Linked DNA regions of Mus musculus: all the other regions are linked to region 2. The links are chromatin loops, found by intact Hi-C in ENCODE. Cell type or tissue: left cerebral cortex. All regions are shown on one strand. Each heading gives the region's core, and the rest is flanking DNA. Links, peaks and the distances in the headings are about the cores only.

Region 1 (4,901 bases), core at 601-4,600, 63 kb before region 2:
ATCTCTAGGGAGTGGTAAGGGTGGATTAGACCATGAGGGTGGGATCCTGACTGCAGGATTGGCTCTCTTAAGGCACCCTGGCCTGGCTTCTAGAACCATGTTAAAATAAGCACTGCTGGTTTCTAAATACATATGGCTACTTTAACTGTACTTATCTCAGGAGTGTTTGTCTGCAACTATGTCTGTGTGTCCATCCACACACATGCCTGTTGCTCTCTTCGGAGCCAGACAGCAGGGGACCCTCCTGGAAGTAGAGTTCAGGTGTTAGGACTAGAACTTGGGTCCCCTGCAAGAGCAGCAAGCACTCTTAACCACTGAGCCATCTCTCCAGCCTCACACTGCTGTTTGAACCACCCAGTCCTGCGGTATGAAAGCAGTCAGAAAACACTAAAGACACAGCTATTTCTTTCTTTTACTAACAGGGCTGTTGGGAATTTTTAAGTTGAATATATCTGTCGAGCCCATGTTCCCGCTGGCAGCACCAATATACAGATCTCTCCTTTTTACCACAGAGCTGAGTAATTCCGAATATCAAGCCAGAAACATGAAGGAAAGATCTCTGAAGCCAGAGGCACAGGAAGGCCAGCTCTACCCCAACCCTTCAAAGTTTTCCTCCAGTTCCTCAAAAGAGAAAGCAGCAGCCACCACAACACAGGTGACTCTATCCCCAAAGGCAGAACCACAGGTTGAGTCAGAACACGTGCCTCTGTGTTCCGTTATGCACTCCCCCAAACAGTGCAGCAAATGTGGTACCAGGGATCCACTCTCACTCTGCCCCTCCAAATGGGAAGTGACTGGTGAGGTCAAACTGGAACAAACAGGAGCAGTGATGTACATACAGACTTCTAGTCTGAGGCGAACGGTCCTGAGACAATGCTTTCAACAAACCTAAACTTAAAAGAGGCAAGGCACATACATGTCCAGGTGCAGAAATCCAGTAAGTCAAGAGCCGACTAGAGGTTGGTCCTATAACTTGGGGTCAGCCTGCTGCCGCCCTCCCCGGAGCAGACCACTGTTTTCCATCACTTCCAGGCTCTCATTCTTGGGGTGAAAAATCTCTGGAGCAACACTTCGGGGAGTGGCAGAAAGAAACAAAATGTTCACCCTGAGCACCGCGTTGCCTCTACCACTCCAGGACAGCACTGAAACCGCTTCCCAACAGTGGGCTCGGGTAGCAAAGAAGTTATCTCTGCCCTCTGGTTCGTACACTCATGCTCCACCGCACCCAGGCTCGTGCAAAAACTCTCGGGGTCGGAATTAACAGCTAACCCTCACTACCTTGTAATAGAAAAGATTGAAAGTGAGGATCCCTGTGAGGGGGTGCAATGACCATCTGGGATACCCACCCCCGCAGCTGCAAGGGGGATCCCAGCCCTTCCCTACACTCCGGGCCCCGCCCCTCGCGGGTTTCCCAGACTCCGCGCTGCTGCCACCTCGGGCCGCAGGGGACCCGAGCTGCATGTGTAATGGGGGTTGGGAACAAAGACGCGCAGGACCCAGAGCCCCAGCCACCGGGCACCAGCCGTCCTAATCTCCACGATCTTTTCTCTGGAGTCTTAATGCCCGACTGTCCACGTTTCCTGGAACTGCCCTAAGCCCGCCCCGGAGCTCCTACAAAGTTGAGCACGCTTCAGCACCATCGGGACACAGAAATCAGTGCCTAGGCTTTGGGGGAGAAAGCGCTTTCCCAACACAACTTCGTGCGTACACACCCACACCTTCTAGTCCCAAGCAGACGCGCACCAGCTATCCACAGCCCGCAGGCGGCTGCGAGCTGACCGCGGGTCACTCACGCCCGCCACGTGCCGGCCGAAGCGATCTGAGACCTGTTGGTTCGCCTCTTCAACCCTTCTCCACTCCCAGTTGCCCAAAACAAAAGCGGTCCCACGAGGGCGCATCTGCGGCCCGCTGCAAGAAAAGCGGGCGCAGGTAGGAGCCACTCGCATGAGGATCGCGACGCGGAGTGGCGGGACGGGATGCAGAGGACTCCGGGCGGGCTATGGAAAGCCGTCCGCTTCGCTTTGCGACACCTATGACTCTCAGGGGCGAGCAGCCCCAACCCAGCCGCCCCCAATTAGATGCCCACCCCGCTTGGCCGCCTTCCCCACGCTTAGGTTTTCCCCGCTCTATCCCTGGGGTCCGCACACCCGCGGAACCTGAACCCCGACCCTGACGCTCCAGGTTCCCCCATCACCTAGAACCTCTGCGAGCCAGAATCGCGCAGAGGAACCGCACGGGCGAGCTCGCCTCTAAGATCGCAAGCACCAGAGCGCCCCGCGCGACCCCGATCCCAGGCAGGTGGCGCGGCGCCGAGGCCGCGGGGCCGCCCTTTGTTGGTAAACACCGCGCGCCCCAGGTCCCTGCACCCCCACGACGCGCCCGGTCCTTACCGGCGCACAGCGATCCCCAGAGAAGGGCGAGGGCCGCCCAGGGCGCCGTCATGTTCCGCGGCGCCGCCCCGCGGACACCCGGAGCCCGCGGGCAGGGCCGCGCTGCGCTCCCGGGGCGCGCAGGGCCCGGCGGCGGCTGCGCTCTGCTTCCCGCTCCTTCTCTGGGTCTCGCTTCCAGGAGCGCGCGCTTCTGCGCTTCGGTTCCCAGGCAGTATGCGGAGATAGGGGCTCAGGGCCGCTGCGGGCGGCGCGCAGTGCGGCCCGGGCTATGGGGCGACGCGGGAGCCGGGGGGCGGCGGCGGGGCGCGGGCCAGGGCGCGCCCGACGCGGGCATGGCGCAACGGGGCTGGGCCCGGGCCCCGGGCGCAGGGGCCGAGTCCGGAGGGGCCATGAACGGGGGAGGGGTGGGGGAGGGGACCTGAACCGAGTCCAAAATGGCTCCTGAGCGGTGGCCACGGAGCCGAGCCAGCGGGGAAACCCGGATGTTGGATACAAAGAGGCGGGCGAGCTGGGCGGGGAGGGGGAGGGGAGGCGGGCCCTCCGGCCGCGTGGTCCGCGCCCCCCTTGGGGGCGGGGCCGGAGAGGAACAACAACACCGAGGCTCCGCCCCCCAGCCCGCGCCCTCTGGAGACAGCGCGCCTGCAGCACCAGACTCTAGGGCTAGGCGGGGCGCGCTCTCCGAGCTGGTGGGATTGGACTGCCCACAACTTGGCTGGTGCTTTCCTGCCCCGTGCTATGGAGCCCACGCTACGGGATGCACGCTCCTCTGGGACCCCTGAGTGAGTGGGTAGCTCCTGGTCCCCATAACCTAGGACCTCTGCCCTCCAGCTCCCATTTATGGGCTAATTAATTGGCAGGAAAACGCTGAAGTCTGAATTGACAGCAGTTCCTCACAACGCACGCACAGTTATCTCCAAGCAGAGGAGGACCCACAGAGCAGCTGCAGGTGGGAAAGAACTGTTGGCGACCTGCTTTCTGAAGGATCCTCAGCAATCCAGCATCCTTCATCTTACCTTCAGCACTCCTCCCACCTCTAAAGATCTGTTCAGAACATGCCTCTGTTCCTTTCACACACGCACACACACCAGATCCCTCCATTTCAGATGTTACACAATCAGAGTGTGAGAGCAATCGGCCTCCCAGCTACACTGGAAAAGCCAGTCACTACTCAGGGGAAAAAAATGCTATGGAATCCTCGGATAGTTACCTCCTGCCTCACCAAGAGCAGTGGGTCATAGGAGGAAGGACGCTCCCCCCCGCCGCCCCCCCCCCCCAGCCTGGGTCATTTCATTTGCTCGAGCCTCGGACTTCCCTTATGAAAATGACGGTGTTGAAGTCCTCCAGACTTGGGTAGAGTTTCTTTCTGCTACGGCTTTGGTGTTGAGGTAGGGATCCTCAGCTTCCCAAGAAGTCTGCACCTTGTCTGACAACCTTTGCTCTTAAATGTGGTCTTTTTCCTCTCCTTATGTAATCCTCAGGTGGCCTCGAGCTCGCAGTCCATCTGTGACTCTTCCTATTTTTCGTTCGTTTATTGATTGATTGTGTGTGTGCTCTCTTGCCTGTATCTATGTGCATCCAACATACAGTCATATGTTTCCATATGCCCCGTGCCACCAGCACCCTCCATCTCACATCTGGGCAGCTTTAACAGCAGAGGGCTGAGGGGCTCCTTAGATGTCACTAGGGTCCATTCACGTTGCTAAGTGTATCTTCTATTTCTTTTAAGATTTTTATTATATTTTACTTATTTATATGTGTGTTTGTATGTGTATGTGTGCATGCATGTGTGTGTGTGTGTGTGTGTGTGTGTGTGTGTGTGTGTTAAGGAGAGAAGCAGACAGACAGAGACAGAAGAGAGAGAGCATGAACACATTGAGGTTGGATGACAACTTGCAGTTGGTTCTGTCTTTCCACTCTGTAGGAGCTGGGAATCAAACTCAAATCCTAAGGATTGGCATCAGGTCCCAGTACTTGTGAGCCATCTCTATGGTACTAGCACCCTTTCTAAATGGTAACTGAGGTGACTTTTTAAAAGATGGGACTCTGGGGTTGGATGGCTCAGCGGTAAAAAGCACTTGCTCTTTTTGCAGAGAACCTGGATTTGGTTGGTTCCCAGGACCCAGACTGGACGATTCACAAGTGTCTGTAATTCCAACCTCAAGAACATTGACTTCCTCTCCTGATCTCCACAAACACCTCTGTGTGCATGCACATGCATGCACACGTGTGTGCACACATACACTTAAAAATAAAATTAGGCCGGGCGTGGTGGTGCACGCCTTTAATCCCAGCACTCGGGAGGTAGAGGCAGACGGATTTCTGAGTTCGAGGCCAGCCTGCTCTACAAAGTGAGCTCCAGGACAGCCAGGGCTATACAGAGAAACCCTGTCTCGAAAAAAACAACAACTAACTAACTAAATAAATAAATAAATAAAATTAGGCCAGGCGTGGTGGCACACGCCTTTAATCCCAGCACTCGGGAGGCAGAGGCAGGCAGATTTCTGAGTTCGA
Region 2 (4,901 bases), core at 491-4,490:
TTTTCATTGCTACATCAGAACTGTAATTCCGCTACTGTTAAGTATCGTAATGTAGATATTTGTGTTTTCCGATGATCTTAGGCGAACCCTGTAAAAGGGTCCTTCAACCATCCCACTTAAATCGGTGGAGTCTGTAGTCTTGCTCAGTGAAACCCAGGTTCTCGGAGAGAAAGTGAAGCTTCGGGAGGAGGGCGGGGGAGGGCCGGTGCAGGACCCGCAGGGGAGCTCACCCACGGAGATGTCTCCCAGCTGCTCAGGCTTTAGCCTCACGTCCTGGAGAACCGCGGTCAACACGGCCGACAGAAGCTCGTCGGGGGTGGTGTTCTGCAGGGCGAGGCGCAGCAGCGGTGAGCCCAGCTCCCGCATCCCCGCCCGGGGACTCTGCGGTCACCGGACCCCCGACGGCAGAATTCCATCCGCGCTGGCCGCCTTCTGCTCCCCTCGCCCGCCCGAGGGGCCTCACCTTGAAGCCTCCACGGCTGGCGCGGCCGATGGGGGTGCGCCGTCCGTGCACCACCACCACGTCGGAGGCCGAGGCCTGCGGGAACCTAGCGGAGCAGGGCGCAGCTTGCAGCGCGGAGCTCGACTCGGGCCGGCCGGCCAGGTGGCCCAGCACTACCTGCAGCCGATGCATCGCGGAGGTGGGTCCTACCTACTCGTTTAGGTTCTGGGTGCAGAGCTTTAGGAACAGGAATGATGGCAGGCGCAGGCGCAGGCGCAGGCGCGGGCGCAGGCGCAGGACAGCCTTCTACGTCGCAAGGCCTGAAAGGGGATCACAACCCCGGTAGAATGATACTGCGAGAGGTAGGATGGGGTCTTTAGAGGGCCTGCCCACTCCTAGGTACAACCAATTAGATTAAGGGGAGTCTGATTGAGGGCCGCCCACTCACCCCTTGCCCCAGAGTCCCGCCCAACGCCCGTCCTAAGACGCTTTCTCTCCACTCAAAGCCCCGCCCGCCAATCCTACGGAAGCCAATCGTAATGCGCACTCTTAATCCTCCTTGAAAGGCAGACTGGAAACTTCCAAGTTTGCACAACCTTTTGTAGACATTGGGGAAGGAGGTTTCCCAAACTTCTGGTTTCCTAGGATGAACTCAGCCTCAAGGGAGTCCCTCCCCTTGAGCTCAGCGCGCAGCCGCGTAGAAGGCGGAGCCCGGCCCATGGCTTCTCTGCTGAGCTAGCCCGAGAAGACCCTTGTCTCCCATCAAAATTTGCTGTGCTCAGCCCCGGGTCCCAAAACCGAGAACTGAGGACCTAGAAAATGTTGAGGCACCTAGTTAAGCCCCAACCGGGTTGGCTGTCACAGAAGCTCTCTCAGAAAACAAAGTAATTTTGGGTTCCGGGCTGGTGTGAAGAACCGATTAAGGTGCTGAACGGCAGGCAGGTTCTAACTGTAACGTGCCCCACTCGTCTTAAGCCTGTTGATCTACGTTTGTTTGGGATAGTGCCATTAGTGCCCACATTCCCCTAGGAATTCTACTAAACCCGGGGATGGGGGTGGAGGGTGGAGGGAGACCCAGTATTGGAGATTGACACCTAAATAGATTAACCAAGTGAATTAACGAAAAAATCTTCCTTGGGTCTAGACCCAACGTTAAAGAGTAAGGTGGTAGGTTCCGCGTGTTTTTTGCAGACCCCGGGAAGGTAGTGCTGTTTGTCTCAGAAAACAAAGGACAAGATACCCTAAATGCCAATTTATGGGCAAGGTCGTGGGCTTTCCCCTTTAAAAAGCAGAGTCACAAGTGACATCAGATAGCTAAAGGTAGACTGAGCCTTCGGGTTACTACTTCCGAAGCCAGTCTGTCTCTTCCCTCCCTACTACCAGAATATAAATTACTGTACAGAAGGGCTGTAACTCCTTCAAGTCCTAAACAAGGCTGATTGAGCTAACCATGCATAATAACCACTACCAGATCGCCTAGTCCATCCACCTTGATCGGTGGGCCAAGGCAGATGCCAGAGGCGGTTTATATAAATTCTCACACCTTCGAGGGGAGGTGAGCAAACGTTAGAAGCACAAGTGGGTTGACTTTTAGGCTGGGTAGTTCTGGCCCCGTAGTCTAGATTCTAGCAAAGGGCGGAGCTTCTCGGAAAGCGAAAGAAGGAGGGGCTGGCAGGAGACTTAAGGGAAGTAGGAAACTCCACAGGCGAGCGTACTGGACGGCACCGGGGGCCCAGGGTTGCCTGCCATGTCTGCGGGAGACCCCCGCGTGGGATCCGGGTCCCTGGACTCCTTCATGTTCTCCATACCCTTGGTCGCGCTTAACGTGGGAGTGAGGCGCCGCCTATCGCTGTTCTTGAACCCTCGGACGCCCGTGGCGGCCGACTGGACCTTGCTGGCGGAGGAGATGGGCTTCGAGTACTTGGAGATCCGAGAGCTGGAAACGCGCCCTGACCCCACTCGCAGTTTGTTGGATGCCTGGCAGGGGCGCTCTGGCGCGTCTGTCGGCAGGCTGCTAGAGCTGCTGGCCTTGTTAGACCGTGAGGATATACTGAAGGAGCTGAAGTCGCGCATCGGTGAGGAAACGTGCTTCCTGGCTTTGTGCCAAGGATCAACGAGGCTAGCCTTGGCATATTAATCTTGTTCATTTTTTTCTGGGGTGCGCTAGGGAGGAAGAGAGTGACAGTCGAATTTTCTGTCAGTATGCAGGTCAGCGTAGGGATTGGGAGAGGGGTCAAAAACCCTGAGGAAAGATGGAAAGAGCCTAGGCAAAGACCTTCAGTTGTACCAAGAGTCAAGATCTGCTTTTCTCGCGGTATCTCAGTTGTGTCAGGATCAACCGGACAAGTGAGGACCCCTTCCATCACTCACTGGCACTCAGCACAACACCCCCGCCCCGCCCACAGTGAGGTACACCTTGCTAGATGGGGGTCACCATTCTCATTGAGCACTAACTGGGTGCCTGAGCCCTTCTGACATTCAATCCTCTGCTCCGATTGCTCTGTGCCCTGCTAGATGCCCAGTTTGGCTCCATTCTCTAGAGCCTTAGAAAGGGAAGGCAGGAGGAAGGCTCAGAGAAGCAGGCTGACTTTGGAGTCCTCTCAGATGCTCATTTTGGGAGAGTCCAAAAGGAAGTGTTAGTTTGTAGAGCCATCCATGGTACCAGTGGCTGGGGAAGGCTCGGCCCAAGTAGGCCCTTTTTAAATTTTTTTTTTAACATTTATTTATTATTATACATAAGTACACTGTAGCTGCCTGCAGACACACCAGAAAAGGGCGTCAGATCTCATTATGGGTGGTTGTGGGATTTGAACTCAGGACCTTCGGAAGAGCAGTCAGTGCTCTTACCGGCTGAGCCATCTCGCCAGCCCCAAGTAGGCTCTTTAAACTAATTCAGGATTTTGAGTGTGTGTACAGCAGCAACCTGGGGCATGGGGGGCGGGGGTGTCGGGGATGGGGTGGGAGGAGGAGCCTCTACACCCTTCTCTTCTCCACAGAGGAGGACTGCCAGAAATACTTAGGTAAGCAGCAGAACCAGGAGTCCGAGAAGCCTTTACAGGTGGCCAGAGTGGAAAGCAGTGTCCCACAAACAAAGGAACTGGGAGGCATCACCACCCTTGATGACCCCCTAGGTAAGGGCCCAGTACTGTGCCCCTAGGTAGAATAGGTGGGCCACAGCCTCAAACATGTGACCTGCAGAGGGCATGGATACCGGAAGCAGATGGATGGACCTGGGACCTTGGGCAAGCTGCTCATTCTGAGCCTTGGTTTCCCCATCTAAGAAATGGGAATAATGGCAGTCCTCTCCCAGAGTGGTTCTGAGACTTTAATGGCATGCCTCCATCATAGTTAACCGGGATTTCATCTGGGAGGAAGTTATCTGTTCACTGGTAGAGAGGGCATGTATATGACATTGCTTTGATATGGATACAGGCCCAGGTTCCCTTGATGGAAGACTCCAGGTTGGGCTCCTTCCAGCCTTCTGCAGAGGCTGATTGATTCCCTTGTCCCCTGTCCTCAGGACAAACGCCGGAACTTTTCGATGCCTTTATCTGCTACTGCCCCAACGATATCGAGTTTGTGCAGGAGATGATCCGGCAACTAGAACAGACAGACTATCGGCTTAAGTTGTGTGTGTCCGACCGTGACGTCCTGCCGGGCACCTGTGTCTGGTCCATTGCCAGCGAGCTAATTGAGAAAAGGTTGGTTAAACATCTAAGAGGGTAGGTGGGTGAATGCATGAAACCCAGAGGTCCAGATGCAAGGACTGTCCTGCTAGCTGGGCTCTGTCCCGCCTGGGTAATGTAGTCCTTCCTGACCCCATCCTCTGAAGGAAGTCACCGCAGTGCCACTCTCCCTCAGGTGTCGCCGCATGGTGGTGGTTGTTTCTGACGATTATCTACAGAGCAAGGAATGTGACTTCCAGACCAAGTTTGCACTCAGCCTGTCTCCAGGTAAGCTTAGGCCTGCTTTGGTCAAAGAGAGAGTAGAGATATAGCCTTAGGATGATAGTCCAGGAATGCAAAACCAAAGCACTACAGATCTCTGAGGACGGACCTGTGTACTTCCTTATGTAGTGGATATGTATCATGGATACCTGGTTGGTGGAGAGCTGGTGTTAGCCCGTGCTTTAGGGACTGAGCCTGTCCCACCCTAGGGCCCCACGTGGTCCTAATACCACACCCTTTGGCCTTCAGGTGTCCAACAGAAGCGACTGATTCCTATTAAATACAAGGCGATGAAGAAGGACTTTCCCAGTATCCTGCGGTTCATCACTATATGCGACTATACCAACCCTTGCACCAAGTCCTGGTTCTGGACCCGCCTTGCCAAGGCTTTGTCCCTGCCCTGAAGATGACCCTGGGAGCCCTAGGTATGTCAGTCTGTCTGTGTTCTTCCGCTTGCCTCCTTTGACACTGTAGTGGGGAGCTTGTGGTCCGTCTATCCCTAGACATCTACA
Region 3 (4,901 bases), core at 601-4,600, 230 kb after region 2:
CCATTCCTTTGCTCTTAGGGTTTGCCTTCCTGGTTACAGGAAATGGGCCCAGCATCACAGCTTGCCCCCACCCCCACTTTGTTTTCCCCTTCCTCCCTCTTTGTCCCTCTGGCCCATTCTTCTCAATGTTTGAAAAAGCTTCTCCTCTCCTCGGGCTTCAGGAACTTGATTGGTTGTTGATCTGAGTCTCCTGCCCTTCCTTTGCTGGATCATTCAACAACATCTAAACTTTTTTTTTTTTTTTGACTGCTGAGCAGCCAACCGGGCACATCAAATTCCACATGGTGGAGATAGAATATTTGTCTTGAAGGAACTGAACTAAGGAAGATAACAACTATATAAAGGGACAGGAGAGTAACTAAGTAGCAGAAACTAAGTTGCAGCAGGAGTGGGTGAGCTGGGCTGCAAGGGGTGGGGGTGGGGGGGGAGGCATGCCCCGGAGCTCCACCAGAGTGAGGATAGATTACCTTTGGGTGCTGGGCAAAACGGCACGGGATCAGTGTAGTAATCCTCTGTAGAGATTAAGTGATGTTTTCGCATTAACTTGCTGTCTAGACACCACCTGAAGGCTGTCTTCACTGCGGAAGAGAAGGGGACAAAGGTAATTAAGGCAGACCCAGGGACCCATGCCTCCAGCTCCAAGGCTACACTTCCCAGGTGAATTCTTAGAGTCCTGTGGTGAAGGCTTAAGAAACCAATGATTTCTCAGCCCCTCAGTCGAAGCTGACAAGTGGGCCAAGCTGTGCGTGGCCTTAATGGGGTAAAGTGGTACCATATGTGGAGTCCGTGGTGGCATGAGATCAAGTGTGGTAGATGCAACGCAAGCCCCAGTTCTTCGCCCTCTGTGTACATCTGTCCCTCCCAATGCCACTAGCAACAGGGTAACTGCTAGCCCTGAGTGTTTCCAGGTTCCAGGCATCTTATTAAAAGAACTGGAAAGCACAGGCAAACAGCAAAGCTGCAAGGACAGAGAGACACAGGGACGGGGCGCCCCACACTGTAAGGGCTCCCTGATTTAGAGCACCCAAGGGCCTTGCCTATTGTTTAGGGCTTCTTTTGTGGAGTCCAGGAGGAGGAGTTGGTGGCCAGGGGGTGACCTGTGAGTGGGTCTCGGTTTCCGTTGATAGATGTGGATTATACAAGCCTTCCTTTCTTGTCCATGTCCTTTCCCATGATGCATCTGATTTTAAACATCTGTGTGCCTAATTATGCTTATGAATAAGATGATCCATAGGAAATTTTCTGTAAAATTTCACTTAGAGGACAGTTTCCCTTAACCATACATGGACCTTGAAATTGGCTCAGGCTCCCTCTAGTTTTTGGACATGTTCCAAGACATATATGGCAACAGGGAATTATTGTTGGGGGTGGGGTGGTGGTATTCATTGCATTGTTTGGAGTGGGGTGTACATGTAGCTTGATGCAGGTGTGTGGGGGTGTCTCAGGTTGTTCACTGTTAGGAAGGCAGCCTGTGTTTTGTCTCAGGCCAGGCAAGCGTTCTGAGTTGCTAGGCAGTCCCTATGACTCTTGCAGCAATACAGTGTCACTCTTTGCCTTTCACTTTGGCCAAATCATGGTGGCAAGGGTTTGAGATGTGCTGGTATGGTGAACTCTGGACATCAGCAGAGAAGAACTTCCTTGTCTCTTCATCTCAGACACCAGCATAAAAGCCACATGGAGAATAGCTGAGCCTGATCTATAGCAAGCAATAACCATAGCTTCACCCAACTCACATCGACCTAATGACACACCAGAGAAAGCCACTTATACTGTTGAGTGGAAGTTGATGTTTGCAATTGATGACCCCAAAAAAAGATAGTAAACACACACACATTATAATATATAATATGTAATATATAATATGTAACATGCAACACATGATATATTTTATAATATATCATATCATGTTGTATAACATACAATATAATTAATATATACTATATACGGTTTATAACACTATTGTCTAGAAACACCAACTAGAAATGGGTACCTTTGGCAAGTGACATAATGGAGGTGTGATCTTATTCTGGCAGATGTGAGGAGGATGGTTTTGTTAAAACAGACTTTCGCTGCATTTTAATTACATGTGTTTGTTTTTTTAGTGCGTGTCTGTGGGGGGCCTGTAGGTGCCACGGTGCATGTGTGGAGGTCAGAGGACAACTTGCAGGAGTCAGTTGGCCTCCTATCAGCGGGTCCTGAGGTTTGAACTCTGTCTGCCAGGCATTACACACTGAGCCATCTGCTAGCTTTGGACTCTGGAGTAGTTAAAAACTTGCACACAAACTGAGAAGGCCTGAGTTTCCATGTCCCTCTGCCCCTGTGCGTGTGTAGCTTTATCTGTTACTGTCGTCTTCCCAAGAACAGCACGCTTGTTGCCAACAGTGAGCCTCCGCTGACATGCCACCACCACGCAAAGCCCACGTTTTAAGAGAGAATGCACCCGTCGTGTTACAGTCTGTGTTTACACAAATCTATAATGCTATGTATGGGGGGAGTCTTCTTGTGCTGTGTTAGAAGTTCCTCTAGGGACCAGGATGCAGCCCAGTTGGTAGAGTAGCTGCCTGGCATGCATAAAGCCCTGGGGTCGATTCCCAGCATCCGGCGATAAAGGTGACAAAGTGAGCAATATTATCTGCCCTCATGGGTGCTGACAAGGATCAGGAGATTTGGCCTACAGTTAACAATCAGAGCTTGAAGCAGAAACTGCTCTGGGCATGGCAAACAGGAGGGCGTTGAGTACAAAGTATCCAAGGGCTGAAGAGGGAAAGGCCAGGGAACCTCCATGAACAATAGCAGTTGGCATCCCTGAAAGCAGTACGTCATCTGAAGGCAGCTCCAAAATAGCCTGGCTGGAGAGATGGCAGGGCTAAGGGAGCTTGCTGTTCCTGCACATGTCTGGTGACTCACAAACTGCCTAGGACTCCAGCTGCTGGGGCTCTGCCACCCTCTTCTGGCCTCTGTGGGTAACTACATTCATGTGCATAGACCCATCTAGATACACATGTATAGATAACTAAAATTCAATCGGTCAATCAGTGGACAAAAATCCTGATAGCCAGTAAATAACCCACAAGTTACTTCTTGGGCCTCATGGTCTCTTCTTCCGGAACTCCCTGGGGTCCTTTCCTGATGGATCCTGGAACTACAGAAGGTGCGATTTTGGAAGTGATGGCCCCGACCCCTCCTTTGGTAAGGAAGACTTGGGTGGAATGGATACCATCCAGCCTAGTTTCAGGAGGTTTAATGATGACCACATGTCAGGAGGAAGGAAGGACAGTCCTCCTTTCAAACTTTCTTCTCCGTCCTCCCAGGGTGCGGGGGTCATGGTGGGTTTTGGCCTTTGTTTTTCAAGCTGGCGTAGAAACTAATGGACTCCTATATAATATTTTACACACATATCATTGCACATCTTCAAGGCAGCTTTAAAAAAGATTTTTAAGAGAGTGTGTATACATGTGTGTGTATATGTGTATGTATGTGTATGCAGCTGTGTGTTTGTTTGTATACATGTATGTGCATGTGCGTACATGTATGCACATGTGCATGTGTGTTCACATATGTGTGTATGTGTATGCATGTGAGTGCATGCCTTGATGGGGTAGGTAGGGAGAGCAATGCTGACAAAGGCCAGAGGTAGAGTTATCCGTGGTTATGAGCTTGGAATTGAACTCAGGTCCTCTGCAAAAGTGGGCCATGCTCTTCCACTGAGCCTTCTCTCTAGCCCTCACCAAGTCAGTTTCTCTAGCACATCTTGGAAGAGTCTCTTTCCATACCCGACCTGGACCTGTAAAAGCCTTGCCCTCATGATGGTCTTCCTCCTTCTGGGATGGAAGGCCTCACTGACCCTATGGCTACCGAGCACAGCTCTGCGAGGAGCTGCTTGCTTGTTCCAATCCGCAGAAGCCAGTGTAGAGCAGTGGCCAGCAAGAGCAAGAATGAGCACACAAGCCGTCCACCCATATGGAGCAGTGAAAGGTTCCTCACCTTGTGACAGGGAGAGGCGCTCTGTGCCTGGGATAAAAAAAGGCAGCTGGCTGTCTCCATCATTGGTTCTGTACATGGGAAATGTGCCCTGGGGTTGCCTGGCCTGCCCTGAGTTGCAGGGACCAGATGGATGTCTGTAAAGATGATCTGGGGTTTTTTTTTCCCCTCTACCACGTTTGAATATAAAAGAAAGAGGGCTGGAGAGATGGCTCAGCGGTTAAGAGCACTGACTGCTCTTCCAGAGGTCCTGAGTCCAATTCCCAGCAACCACACGGTGGGCTCACAACCATCTGTAATGGGATCTGATACCCTCTTCTGGTGTGTCTGAAGACAGCTACAGTGTATTCATATACCTAAAATAAATAAATAATTCTTTGAAAAAGCACTTGCAAGATGGAGACAGGCAAATTCCTGGGGCTCACTGGCCGGCCAGCCCAGCCTACCTGGCAAGTTTGACAGGAAAGGTCAGAGGAGAGGAAGCTATGGTTTGGCTGCTGGAACCTAAATGAGATCTCTGGGTCAGGGACCGATGTTGCACCATGGCTTAGAGAGTCACATGCTGGCCGTGTGGGACCATGCACACTGAAGTGCTTTGTACTGGTTGGGCTGTCAGGTCTGCAATTTTCTCTGCCGATGTTCAGAACAGAACAGTGGCGTGAATATAGTACAATACCAACAGCTGCAGAGGTGGAGGTAGGCTGGTAGACAGACAGACAGACAGACAGACACACTTCACACCTACCTGGGGGCAGTTTGACAGGGGTCTCCACAACCTGTAGTCTGCTCTGTTTGGTGGTGTGTTCTGTTTCTGCAATATCCCGTGCACGGGCCTGCATGATATGTCTCTCCAACATGGCGGCTTCATCCAGACGCTGTTTATAGATGGCTCGCGCCTGCGAATGGGCATTCAAAAATGC

The links. Hi-C counts contacts between places; a loop is a spot of excess contacts. Peaks named below come from ENCODE experiments on the same cell type or tissue, not always from the same donor. Only the 100,000 strongest peaks of a DNase experiment are listed, where the experiment ranks them.
Region 1: a loop joins it to region 2, with 2.1 times the contacts of the local background. A loop is called at or near these places in 12 of 42 quality-filtered maps.
Region 3: a loop joins it to region 2, with 2.1 times the contacts of the local background. A loop is called at or near these places in 8 of 42 quality-filtered maps.

The regions. Positions count from the first base shown.
Region 1 is chr9:119,400,087-119,404,987 of GRCm38, reverse strand. Acvr2b (activin receptor IIB) reads right to left here and starts at 2,810. Exons shown (of 11, transcript NM_001313757.1): 1 at 2,391-2,810. The coding sequence starts at 2,442. In left cerebral cortex, for the core only: CTCF peaks have their summits at 1,511, 1,794 and 3,044 (motif pointing left); DNase peaks (open chromatin) are centred at 2,162, 2,567, 2,990, 3,380 and 3 more places; H3K4me3 peaks cover 2,659 bases; H3K27ac peaks cover 2,324 bases.
Region 2 is chr9:119,337,248-119,342,148 of GRCm38, reverse strand. Myd88 (myeloid differentiation primary response gene 88) reads left to right here and starts at 2,131. Exons shown (of 6, transcript NM_010851.3): 1 at 2,131-2,517; 2 at 3,439-3,573; 3 at 3,963-4,143; 4 at 4,304-4,395; 5 at 4,639-4,814. The coding sequence starts at 2,190. The coding sequence ends at 4,793. It overlaps Acaa1a (acetyl-Coenzyme A acyltransferase 1A), which reads right to left and starts at 855. Exons shown (of 12, transcript NM_130864.3): 1 at 464-855; 2 at 231-324. The coding sequence starts at 634. In left cerebral cortex, for the core only: a CTCF peak has its summit at 2,422; DNase peaks (open chromatin) are centred at 908, 2,105 and 2,383; H3K4me3 peaks cover 2,272 bases; H3K27ac peaks cover 2,099 bases.
Region 3 is chr9:119,105,778-119,110,678 of GRCm38, reverse strand. It overlaps Dlec1 (deleted in lung and esophageal cancer 1), which reads right to left. Exons shown (of 37, transcript NM_177117.5): 2 at 4,727-4,877; 3 at 468-578. Among named protein-coding and RNA genes, the nearest start is that of Dlec1, 5.7 kb to the right of the region's middle. In left cerebral cortex, for the core only: a CTCF peak has its summit at 2,949 (motif pointing left); a DNase peak (open chromatin) is centred at 2,893.